2 separate regions of the Homo sapiens genome follow, and region 2 is linked to region 1. Evidence: read pairs that join two places in POLR2A ChIA-PET (ENCODE). Cell type or tissue: HepG2. All regions are shown on one strand. Each heading gives the region's core, and the rest is flanking DNA. Links, peaks and the distances in the headings are about the cores only. Region 1 has its middle 34 kb from the start of TMEM17. Region 2 has its middle 20 kb from the start of TMEM17.

Evidence for each region. ChIA-PET counts read pairs that join two places held together with the same protein. Peaks named below come from ENCODE experiments on the same cell type or tissue, not always from the same donor. Only the 100,000 strongest peaks of a DNase experiment are listed, where the experiment ranks them.
Region 2: POLR2A ChIA-PET joins it to region 1 with 10 read pairs; 4 of 35 experiments call an interaction of 5 or more read pairs at or near these places.

What each region holds. Positions count from the first base shown.
Region 1 is chr2:62,537,974-62,543,354 of GRCh38, forward strand. No RefSeq gene overlaps it. Among named protein-coding and RNA genes, the nearest start is that of TMEM17, 34 kb to the left of the region's middle. In HepG2, for the core only: no CTCF peak of the experiment used is centred there; a DNase peak (open chromatin) is centred at 2,488.
Region 2 is chr2:62,483,431-62,488,811 of GRCh38, forward strand. It overlaps a transcript of TMEM17 not described here. Among named protein-coding and RNA genes, the nearest start is that of TMEM17, 20 kb to the right of the region's middle. In HepG2, for the core only: no CTCF peak of the experiment used is centred there; a DNase peak (open chromatin) is centred at 2,641.

The sequences.
Region 1 (5,381 bases), core at 167-5,166:
GCCCTCTCTAGACTATGAACCCTGTGAGGAAAAGATCTGTCTGCATCCTGTTCACCATTTCATGCCCAATGCTTACCGTAGAGTCCTAGACATAGCTGACCCTCAGTAAATGATTGAATCAATATCTCGAGTGTTAATAGAGCATTAATTCTAACTGTGTGGCGGGGTCTCCCAACACGTCTCAGAAAACTTAAGCATTCAGCTGCGTCTTGAAGAGATGTAAAAGCGCTGAGGCTGGATTGTTCAGGATACGATAAAGTTTGGTCGCCTAGAACACACAGTACTCAGTAGAGCATGGCAAAGATGAGACTGGTCTCTCACTTTATGGCCAGATTGCAAAGGGCCTTGAATGATCTTGGATTTTATGGAGTAGACAGCGGTAGAACCATTGAGGAAGTTTTAAGAAGACAGTACTTAGTCATTTGGGTTGTAGAAAGATAGCTGGGTGTGGTGGCTCATACCTGTAATCTGAGCACTTTGGGAGGCCAAGGCAGGCAAGATCACTTGAGCTCAGGAGTTCAAGACCAGCCTGGGCAATATGGAAAAACCTTGTCACTGCAAAAAATAAGAAAAAAAAACTTTAGCTGGGTGTGGTGGTGCATGCCTGTAGTCCCAGCTACTCAGTGGGCTGAGGTGGGAGGATGGCTTGAGCCCAGGAAGTCGAGGCTGCAGTGACCTGAGATTGCACCACTGCACTCCAGCCTGGGTGACAAAGTGAGACCCTGTCTCAAAAAAAAAAAAAAAAAAAAAAAAAAAAAAAAAGGATAACTCAAGGCAACAGGTTAATGGCCATAGAAAAACAGAGGTAAGAAATTCAGTTAGGTCACAATTATAGTAGATAACAAGATCTGGAAAGCAGTAGCAGTGGGAATAAGGAAGAGGACTGGATTTGAGACCTTTTAGAGGTAGATTAGATAAGGACTCAGTGACTGTTTGGAGACAAAGGGTGAAAAAAGAAGCAGTATATACTGACTTTGCATTTGGATGCTTGGGAAGATGGTGATGTCACTAACAGCTGGTGAATATAGTTCAGTTTTAGATAAAAGTGAGTTTAAAGCGCCTGGGTAATGAGAAAAGTTGAGAAAGAAACTGAAAGTTTGAGTCTGCAGCTGAGGATTGGAGGTTGTAGTAGGCTGAATAATGGCCCCCAAACATACCCAGATTCTAATCCCTGGGACCTGTGGATGTTACCTTACATGGCAAAAGAAACTTTACACATGTGATTAAGTTAGGGAATTTTTTTTTTTTTTGAGATGGGAGTGCAGTGGTGCAAACACAGCTCAATGCAGCCTCAACTTCCTGAGCTCAAGCAATCCTCCTGCCTCAGCCTCCTGAGTAGCTTGGACTACAGGCGTGCACCACCACGCCTGGCTAATTTTTTATTTTTTGTAGAGACAGGGTCTCATTATGTTGTCCAGGCTGGTCTCAAACTCCTGAGCTCAAGCAATTCTCCCACCTAGGCCTCCCAAGGTGCTGGCATTACAGGGATGAGCTACCACACCCAGCCAAGTAAGGCATCTTGAGATAGGGAGATGATCCTGGAGATCCAGGTAGACCCTAAATATAGTCTCGAGTGTCCTCATAAAAGAGAGACAGAGGGAGATTTGACTACAGCAGAGGGAGTAATAGATGTAACAGTGGAAGCAAGAGGAAGGAATGATGTGAGAAGGAATCACAATCCAAGGAAAGCAATAATCTCCCAGAAGCTGGAAGAGGCAGAGAAGGGATTCTCTTCTAGAGCCTCCAGGAGAAACCAGCCCTGCTGATACATTGACTTTAGCCTGTTGGAACTGACTTCAGACTTCTGGCCTTTAGAACTATAAGATAGTACATGGTATTTTTTAACCACCAGATTTGTGATAAAGTTGTTTCAGCAGCTATAGAAAACACACAGAGGTATAGGTCAGGGACTAATTGGTAAGGAGCACCAAAGTAGTGGGAATGAGTAAAACTGTCTAGAGGGAGAGGGCCTGTAGAATGAGAAGAGGGGAGGACCAAGGAAGAAACCCTTGAAATTGACTTTTAAGCCTCAGGCAGCAGCAGAGGGACTTCCATGTCTGGCAGTATGACAGACTACATACCTTGAATGATAGCTCACTGAAAACAACTACAAATAATTAACAAAGTATTTTTTAATCTTTTGAAGTGCATGTTTATGCTGGCAGAAGTAAGGAATACTCAGAGGTCAAGTATTATATGCAAGTGGAAACCCAGGAGAGTTTTCCACAGGAGAGGTTTCCATAGGAGAGGTTTCCATAGGAGAGGTTTCCACAGGAGAAGTTTCCACTTGGAGAGGTTTCTTGGGTTTCCACTTGCATCTAATACTTGACCTCTGAGTATTCCTTACTCCTGAGTATAAGCAGAAACCTGGAGAGGTTTTTGCCTTGAGAGTATCTGCCAAATTCACATGAGTGAATAAGTGAATACAGTGGTCAACGTGTACACAGAGTGAGTCTAACTGTAGTCCCTTCCACCTCTGCTTAGAGCTGGGTCCACAAAAGATTACACTGTTTGTGTAAGGATGGGTTACAAATTAACTTACTGCCTTTCCCCAAGCCCCAGAGTATTGTAAGGAAAATTGCCTGCCTTGAGACTTGACTTTAAATGGAGGGAGAAAAAAACATCTCCCCTGAGAACTCATAACATAGCCAGCACTCACACAGTCTTGCAGCTCAAATTCACACTGTTCTTTAGAGTCCAAAAAATTCAAGTCAAGAATTAAGTTCACAGTAAACCTTAATTTGTAGTTTCCAGGCAACTGACAGAAACAAATGCAAACCTATTCTAGAAGTACCCATCTTCAACACAGGCCTCGATGGCTTCTCATCAATAAATTCTAAAAAAAATACAAGCTCATGGTCAAAATCACAAAATGCAAAAGGAAATAATTGCTCTAGTCAGTTTTGTGTTGCTATAACAGAATACCTGAAACTGGATGATTTAGAAAGAAAAGAAGTTTATTTGGCTGACGATTCTGGTGGCTGGAAAGTCCAGGTTTGAACATCTATATCTGGCAAGGGCCTCAGGCTGTTTCCACTATGGCAGACAGCAGAAGGGGAGGGGATACCTGCAAAGAGATCCCACGGCAAGAGAAGAAGCCAGACATTAACAACCTGGTCTCTCCGAAATAATTCATTCTCACAAAAGCAAAAATTCACCCCAGCAGGAGGGCATTAATCTATGAATGAAGAATCCACCCCCATAATCCTTTAATGAGGACCCAAACACCTCCCACTAGGCTCCCACTCCCAACACTGCCACATTGGGAATGAAATTTCAACATGAGTTTTGGCAGGGACAAACCAAACCATAGCAATAATGTAGCATGAGCAAAGGCCAGCATAAACATGAATAACAGAATCAGACTGCAAAGCTTTAGCTATTGAAATTACTAAACACAGAACATAAAATAAGCCTATTAAATATATTAAAAGAAATAAGAGAAAAAAATGAAAATATGCATAAAACATGACCAGAAGATTTGAAGAAGACCTGAAAGAACTACTAGAAGTTTAACAGGTAATATTTCAAATTAAAAATACAATAGACAGGTTTAACAGCAGAATAATCACAACTGGAGAATAGATTCAGATGGATAGATCCAAGAAAATTTCCAGAATGTAGCCCTAAGAGACAGAAAATATGAATGAAAGGTTATAAAACATGAAGACAGTCTTGTGAAAAATATAACAATTATCTAATTGGAGTTCCAGACAGACAGGAGAGAAGGAGAAGGGCAAAGGTAATAACTGAAGAGGTAATGGCTGAGGATTTTTTAGAAATGACAAACCACAGTTTTTAAAAGCCCAACAATCCCAATAAGGATAAATAAAAGGACATTCACACTTAGACATCATGTAGTTGAACTACAGAATACCATAAACAAAGAAAAAAAGTTGAAAAGCAGCCAGAGAAAGATAAGACAGATTAGCGTACTTTCAACAGGGCAATTAGACTTCTTAACAGTTACAGAAGCCAGAAAAAGTTTAACATTTTCAATGTGTTGAAAGAAAATTACTGTCAACCAGAATTTGAATATTATCTTTCAAAAACAATGACAAAGTCAGACACCTTCAAAGAAACAAAAACAGAGTTTGCCATCAATAGACCCTCACTAAAGGAAATTCTAAAGGCTGCTATTTAGGCAGGAAGAAAGGGAACAAGGAAGGTCAGAGATGAATAAAAGAATGAGGAGCAAGGAGAGTGCTGAATATGTGCTTAATTGTAAATAAATATTGGCTACAAAGATCAATAATTTTTTAAAAAAATATCTTTTTAAAAAATAATATCTTAAGGGGCTGAAAAAACAAGATAGAAATGAAATACACAGCTGTCAATAGCATGTAACTGGGAGGGGAGGATCAGAATTAAAGTGTTTATTGTGTGGTAGGATGGTAAAGATATTAAGTTTCCAAGTTAAAATTTCTAGCATAACTACCAAGAATGTATAACTTTTTAACTATAAAGGGAAAAAGTGGAAAGAGAAGAATAATACAAAGTAGATGAGAATAGAGGAAAAAACAAAATATTGAAGGTTCAAGATACATAAAAAGCACAATATAAGATGGTGAAAATAAATCCAAATGTATCAATAAGTAAAATAGACTACTCAATTTATAAGCAAAGACTGACTGGTAGTATATATTGTGTTTTAAAGAATGCAGGTATATTCTCTTAAGTCACATTTAAAACATAAGGATTCAAAAATGTTAAGAATAAGAGCGTGAAAAAAAATTGTATCACGCAGACACTAACCAAGAGGATGTTGGTGTTGCTATATTAGTATCAGACAAAATAACCCTTAAGGCAAAAACCTTCACGAAAGATAAAGAGAACATTTCATAAAGAGTTTCATAAATAAAAAAGGTTCAGGCCGGGCGTGGTGGCTCATGCCTGTAATCCGCGCACTTTGGGAAGCCAAGGCGGGTGGATCACCTGAGGCCAGGAGTTGGAGATCAGCCTGGCCAACGTGGTGAAACCCTGTCTCTACTAAAAATGCAAAAGATAGCCAGGCATGGTGGTGTGCCACTGTAATCCCAGCTACTCGAGAGGCTGAGGTGGGAGAATTGCTTGAACCCAGGAGGTGGAAGGTTCAGTGAGCAGAGATTCCGCCCCTGCACTCCAGCCTGGGTGACAGAGCGAGACCTTGTCTCAAAAAAATAATAAAAATAATAAAAATAATAAGAAAAAAAATAAAAAAATAAAAAAGGTTCGGTCTTCCAAGAAGATGTAAGAATTCTAAGCTGTTAAATACCTAGATAAAGTTGACCAAATCAGTAAGGAGAAAGATTAGAACAACATAATTAACAAGCCGGTGCTAATTAAGTACAGTACATAGAACACTGCACCTAACAGCTACACAATATAGATTCTTTTCAACC
Region 2 (5,381 bases), core at 231-5,230, 54 kb before region 1:
TGCAGCAGTCCTTCCTTATTTATGCCTGTCATTTGCATTCTCCGTATGGAGGCCTTGAACAGACAAAGCAAATAGATGATTAAGGTGAAGTTCATTCTAGTCAGTCCCCCAAATCCTAAACCCTAGATATTAAGTTGCTACCTTATTTTTATGTATTTCCCAGGATACATTTTTTTTTTTTTTTTTTTGAGACAAGTTCACTCTTGTCACCCAGGCTAGAATGCAATGGCAGGATCTCAGCTCACTGCAACCTCCGCCTCCTGGGTTCAAGTAATTTTCCTGCCTCAGCCTCCTGAGTAGCTGGGATTACAGGCACGTGCCACCGCGCCCGGCTAATTTTTGTATTTTTAGGAGAGACAGGGGTTTCACCACGTTGGCCAGGCTGGTCTTGATCTCCTGACCTCAGATGATCCACCTGCCTCGGCCTCCCAAAGCACTGGGATTACAGGTGTGAGCCACCACACCCGGCCTACGATACAGATTTGAAAGTGTTCCTTCCCATTCCAGCATCCAGTCACCTCACAAGGAAAGGAGAGTTTCTCTATGACTAAGTTAAAATTTCCTGCCTTAGCTCTTCAAACAAGTGGAAAAAATCTGGTCTTCACTCAACAGTTATCACCATTTTAAAGCCTAAAGCCACTCTTCACCATTTTCCCTTCAAAGCTTAAGAAAGTTAATTTCACTTTTATTGCATTTTTCAAAGTTTCATTTCCCAATGATTTGGTTGGTGTCTTTCCAGACCATCTGCAGGGCCCTCTTTCTCTAGAGCAGCACCATCCATTAGAACTTTCTGCAATGGTGGGAACCTATATCTGCGCTTTCCTGTTCCAGGGGTTAGGGGATGTTCCCATTGAACAGTTGGGATGCATATGAGCCTCCTGTCATTTTTAGCATGGGCCCCTTCTCAGGGTTCCTGGGAGCAGCTCCGATTCCAGCTATGCCACACTCTGATTGGCTGCCATGTTCCTGCTGGACCTACTGTCTTGCTGTCTTTCTCTTATCAGCCACTATCAGCCACAGGAGACTGCTGAGCATTTGAAATGTGGTGTGTGTGACCAAGGAACTGAATTTAAACTTTTATTTACATTTAATTAATTTTTAAATTAAAAATGGTCACATGGAGCTAGCAGCTAACTTCCCCAATTACATGCAGTGCACCCATGTTCTGGTCTTGTTTCTAGCCTCCCAAGGATTATCCTTGCTCTTCTAAGACCTGCTGACTTTCGTTCAGTTTGTGGCCCACTAAGACCCTTTACGTTATGTAAACTCTTCATGGTTTCCAGCTTCTATTTGAGGGTTTTGATATGTTCTCATGGCTTCAAGTCTGTATTTGTCACTACTGAAATCCTGTTTTTACTCCTGTTTTCCATATTGTTTGGAATAGTTCAGCTTTGACCAAAATGGATGGTCATACTATAGAGTGAGCTGGTGGAGAATTACATAAAAATTCCTCAGACAAGCAGAATGAGATATAAATGAAGAGCAGTCATGGCTTTCCCAACTAATTCATAATTTTTTTGTTTTTTGAGACAGGGTTTCACCTGTCACCCAGGCTGGAGAGCAATGGCATGATCTCAGCTTACTGCAACCTCCGCCTCCCAGGCTCAAGGAATCCTCCCACCCTAGCCTCCTGAGTAGCTGGGACTACAGGTGTGTGCCAACACGCCCGGCTAATTTTTTGGGTAATTTTTGTAGAGATGGGGTTTCACCATGTTGTGCAGGCTGGTCTTGAACTCCTGGCTCAAGTGATCCTCCTGCCTTGGCCTCCCAAAGTGCTAGGATTATAGGCATAAGCTACCACGCCCAGCTTGATTCATAATGTCTATTGCATCAGAGGATGCCATTGCTGTAAAAGTGGGGAAATGATAACATTGATTAGACTTCTACATTCCCTTATTTCTTCCCCCACTTCTTTCTCCCGAAAACCTACTTCCCTGATTGTCCTGCTTGTATATGTATTATCTTACTCTAGTCTTTGGAAATATTATCTCAAACTGGCCTTTCTAATTCTCAGAGGAGATGATAAAACTTCAACAAAAATATTCATGCAATGGAAGTAGCTCAAAAGGTCTAATAATGAGTATATTTTCCACCACGACTTTGCCCTTTTATAGTCTTATTGGCCTGTGCTTTTGACCTTGCTTTATACAACAGAAGAGTGGGACGCAGCTTTTAATATAAGATACAGGTTCTAAGACCCAAGAGATCAGGAAGTATACCTTTAATTTGATTAACACAATGTATCCTTTTAGCAGTTTTACTGCTCAAACTTAGTAAAATGTGAAAACCTACTGAAAGTTGATTTTGGAGACACCAACAGAAGACAACTGGTTATTTGCTGTCATTCTTTGGCACCGCTGAATTATGCTTGTCTCATGTTCAGTGTCTGCCCCAATCAGTGAACGGTGCTCCTGAACAGCCCCAAGAATCCTAGTCCCTCCACCCTCTTGTACAGAGCCAGTGCCTGTGTCATTTCAAGAAGATTTGCACGGAATTGACCTTACAAAGTGAATGTTTAATTTTAAAAACTGTGCTTTTTTTTCCCCCATTTCCATTTTAGTAAGCAGACCAGATGCTTTGCCAAATTTACCCTCAGCTAATTGCATAGTTCAATGTCCTGAAATGTGCCCTTGTTTGCTTAAAACCTGCTGATTTGCAAAAGAAATCGTTCCAGGAATGTGGGTCAGAGTGGACGCTCCTGTGGAAGCTGAATTGACCAGGAAAGAATGGTTCAGGCCTGGCTGGGGTGCTGGGTGCCTGTAAATCTGCAGGAATAGGGGACCCTCCAGGGCAGGATTTTCATTCTAATGATAAGGCTGCTGGAGGTGAGGGAGAACTGGGGCCTGAAGATGTGGACAAAAATCAGTTTGGCTCTGATCCACCTTTGGAATTCCCCTCAAGCTTTATATCTTGAGCAGGCTTTGGGTCAAGACTGAAATAGAATGTTAATGCACAGCCAGAGGAAAACAATTTTAAAATCTGGCATTTGCTCTGCCTCTGTCCCTGGAGGCCCTCTGATGAGATGTATGTGAAGTAGGAATGATCTTCCAGCAAGAATAGAATAAGAATGAAGTTGCTCAGTTACTTTTCCCTGTTTGTGAATCTGGAACCTGACTCACAGAGGTGTTCCTGGGCATTTGGCCCTAGGGGATTTGGTAGACTCTTGGCTAGCTCCAACTCCTGCTAACAGGGAAATTAGTTTGGAGAAGCCTGGAGGAGACTGAAAATAGAGGGAATGAAAAGAGACAAAGTGGATGCTGTTCTAGTGGAAGGGACAGGATGCAAGGATCATCTGCCTACTTTGGTAACAGTGGTGGTGTTCCCATCGAATATATGGGACAGATATGAGCTTCCTGTCATTTTTAGCATGGGCCCTTACTCAGGTATCCCAGGGACAGCTCCAATCCCAGCTACATCACTCTCAGGTTGGCTGCTGTGCTCCTGCCGGACCTGCTGTCTTTCTCTTGTGGATGCGCTTTGCTGATCTACAAGGCAGACACTGGGGGGTAAAGGGGGTGATGTGGGGTCGGGGAGCTGCTCAGTGTATTTCACTCAGCTCTCAGAATCCATCTAGAACTTGTTTCAGTCCTTGGAAGTTCAATCATCTTAATAATTGTGTTAGTTTCCAATGGCTATGTAACAAATTACCACAAACTTAGTGGCTTAAAACCATGCATATTTATTATCTTATAGTCCTGGAGGTCAGAAGAACAAAATGGATCTCACTGGTCTAAAATCAAGGTGTCAGCAGGGCTGTGCATCTTTCTGGAGGCTCAAGGAGAATCCATTTTCTTACCTTTTGCCACCACATTCCTTGTTTCATGGCCTGTTCCTTCTTCAAAGCCAGTCATAGCTGGTCGGGCCTTTCTCACATCACATCACTCTGACATTCACTCTTCTGCCTCCCTCTTCCTCATTTCGGTTCTCTTGTGATTGCATCGGATAATCCAAGATACTCTCCTTATTTTAAAGTCAGCTGAATGGCAAGCTCAGTTCCATCTGCAAACTGGATTCCCTTTTGCATGTAACCTATTCACAGTTTCTAGGGATTAGGATGTAGACATCTCTAGGGGATCATTATTCTGCCCACCATGATAATAAGCCCTCACTTTTTTAAAAGCCCTTTTAAATACCTCATTTGACCCTAAAAATGCCTGTGAAACAGGTGAATGGGTGGGATTATCCCCTTTAATGGATAAAGAAGCTAAAGTATGAGTCAAAAAAATTAAAATAAAAAAATAAAACTTGCACAGGCCCCACTCCAAGTTTACTTTGTTTGTTCGAGACGAAGTCTCGCTCTGTCGCCCAGGCTGGAGTGCAGTGGTGCGATCTCGGCTCACTGCAACCTCCACCTCCCAGGTTCAAGCAATCCTCCTGCCTCAGCCTCTGAATAGCTGAGATTACAGGCTCATGCCACCATGCCCGGCTAATTTTTGTATTTTTAGTAGAGACGGAGGTTTCACCATGTTGGCCAGGCTGGTCTCGAACTCCTGACCTGAGGTGATCCGCCTGCCTTGGCCTCCCAAAGTGCTGGGATTACAGGTGTGAGCCACCATTCCTAGCCCAAGTTTACTTTGAAATAGAGGTGGAACGGAGTTAAGCTATGGGCCACGGTGTTCAGTCTATTTCGAGGCTATTGCTCTAGATGACAATGCCTATCAAAGAGGAGGGATGTGGGGAAAGTATGACTTTGTATGGCCAGCTGTCAGACCTGGATTCAGATTGTATGTTCACACAAACTTGATCTACCTTTGGAATTCGTCTCGAGCTTTGTCATTTCCTCTTCTTGAGTCTGTGAGTCCTTGTTTTTGCCTTCCTGGGTGGCTTTGAAAGTGATCAATATGATAATTTTAACACAGATAGCTACTGTAGATAGGTATGACCCAAATGCAAAGTTACTTATATTTATTAAAATGAATGTCATAGAAAGATGCTGAATGGAGAATAAAAACCATGGCCCTGATACTGACATTGTTGAATTTTCCATGAAGGAGGAGTAGACAATTTGTAACAAGCAAGCAATATATGGACAAACTTTTTTTTTAAATAAAGGATGAGTTTTGAAAAAAAAAAAAAAAACTTAGAGAACCTATGATACTTAGGACAATCCTAAAAGCAACTAATAAAGAGGAATTCTGACAGCTGTTATGACTGCCATCCAAACATATAGGACCCAACTATGTGGTTCTCCCAATAAGCTTAATTCCCTCTGCAACTCGACTAGGAAGCTTAGGAATTGGATCTTGAATCTACGGAAATAAAGGAATAAAGAAACAAAAATCTCCAACCTACAAAGAGGCTGGATTTAAAAGGTTTACACTGAGCTGCTGTTTGCTAGCACTTCCTCTCTGTTTTATTCTACTTTTTTTTTTTTTTTTTTT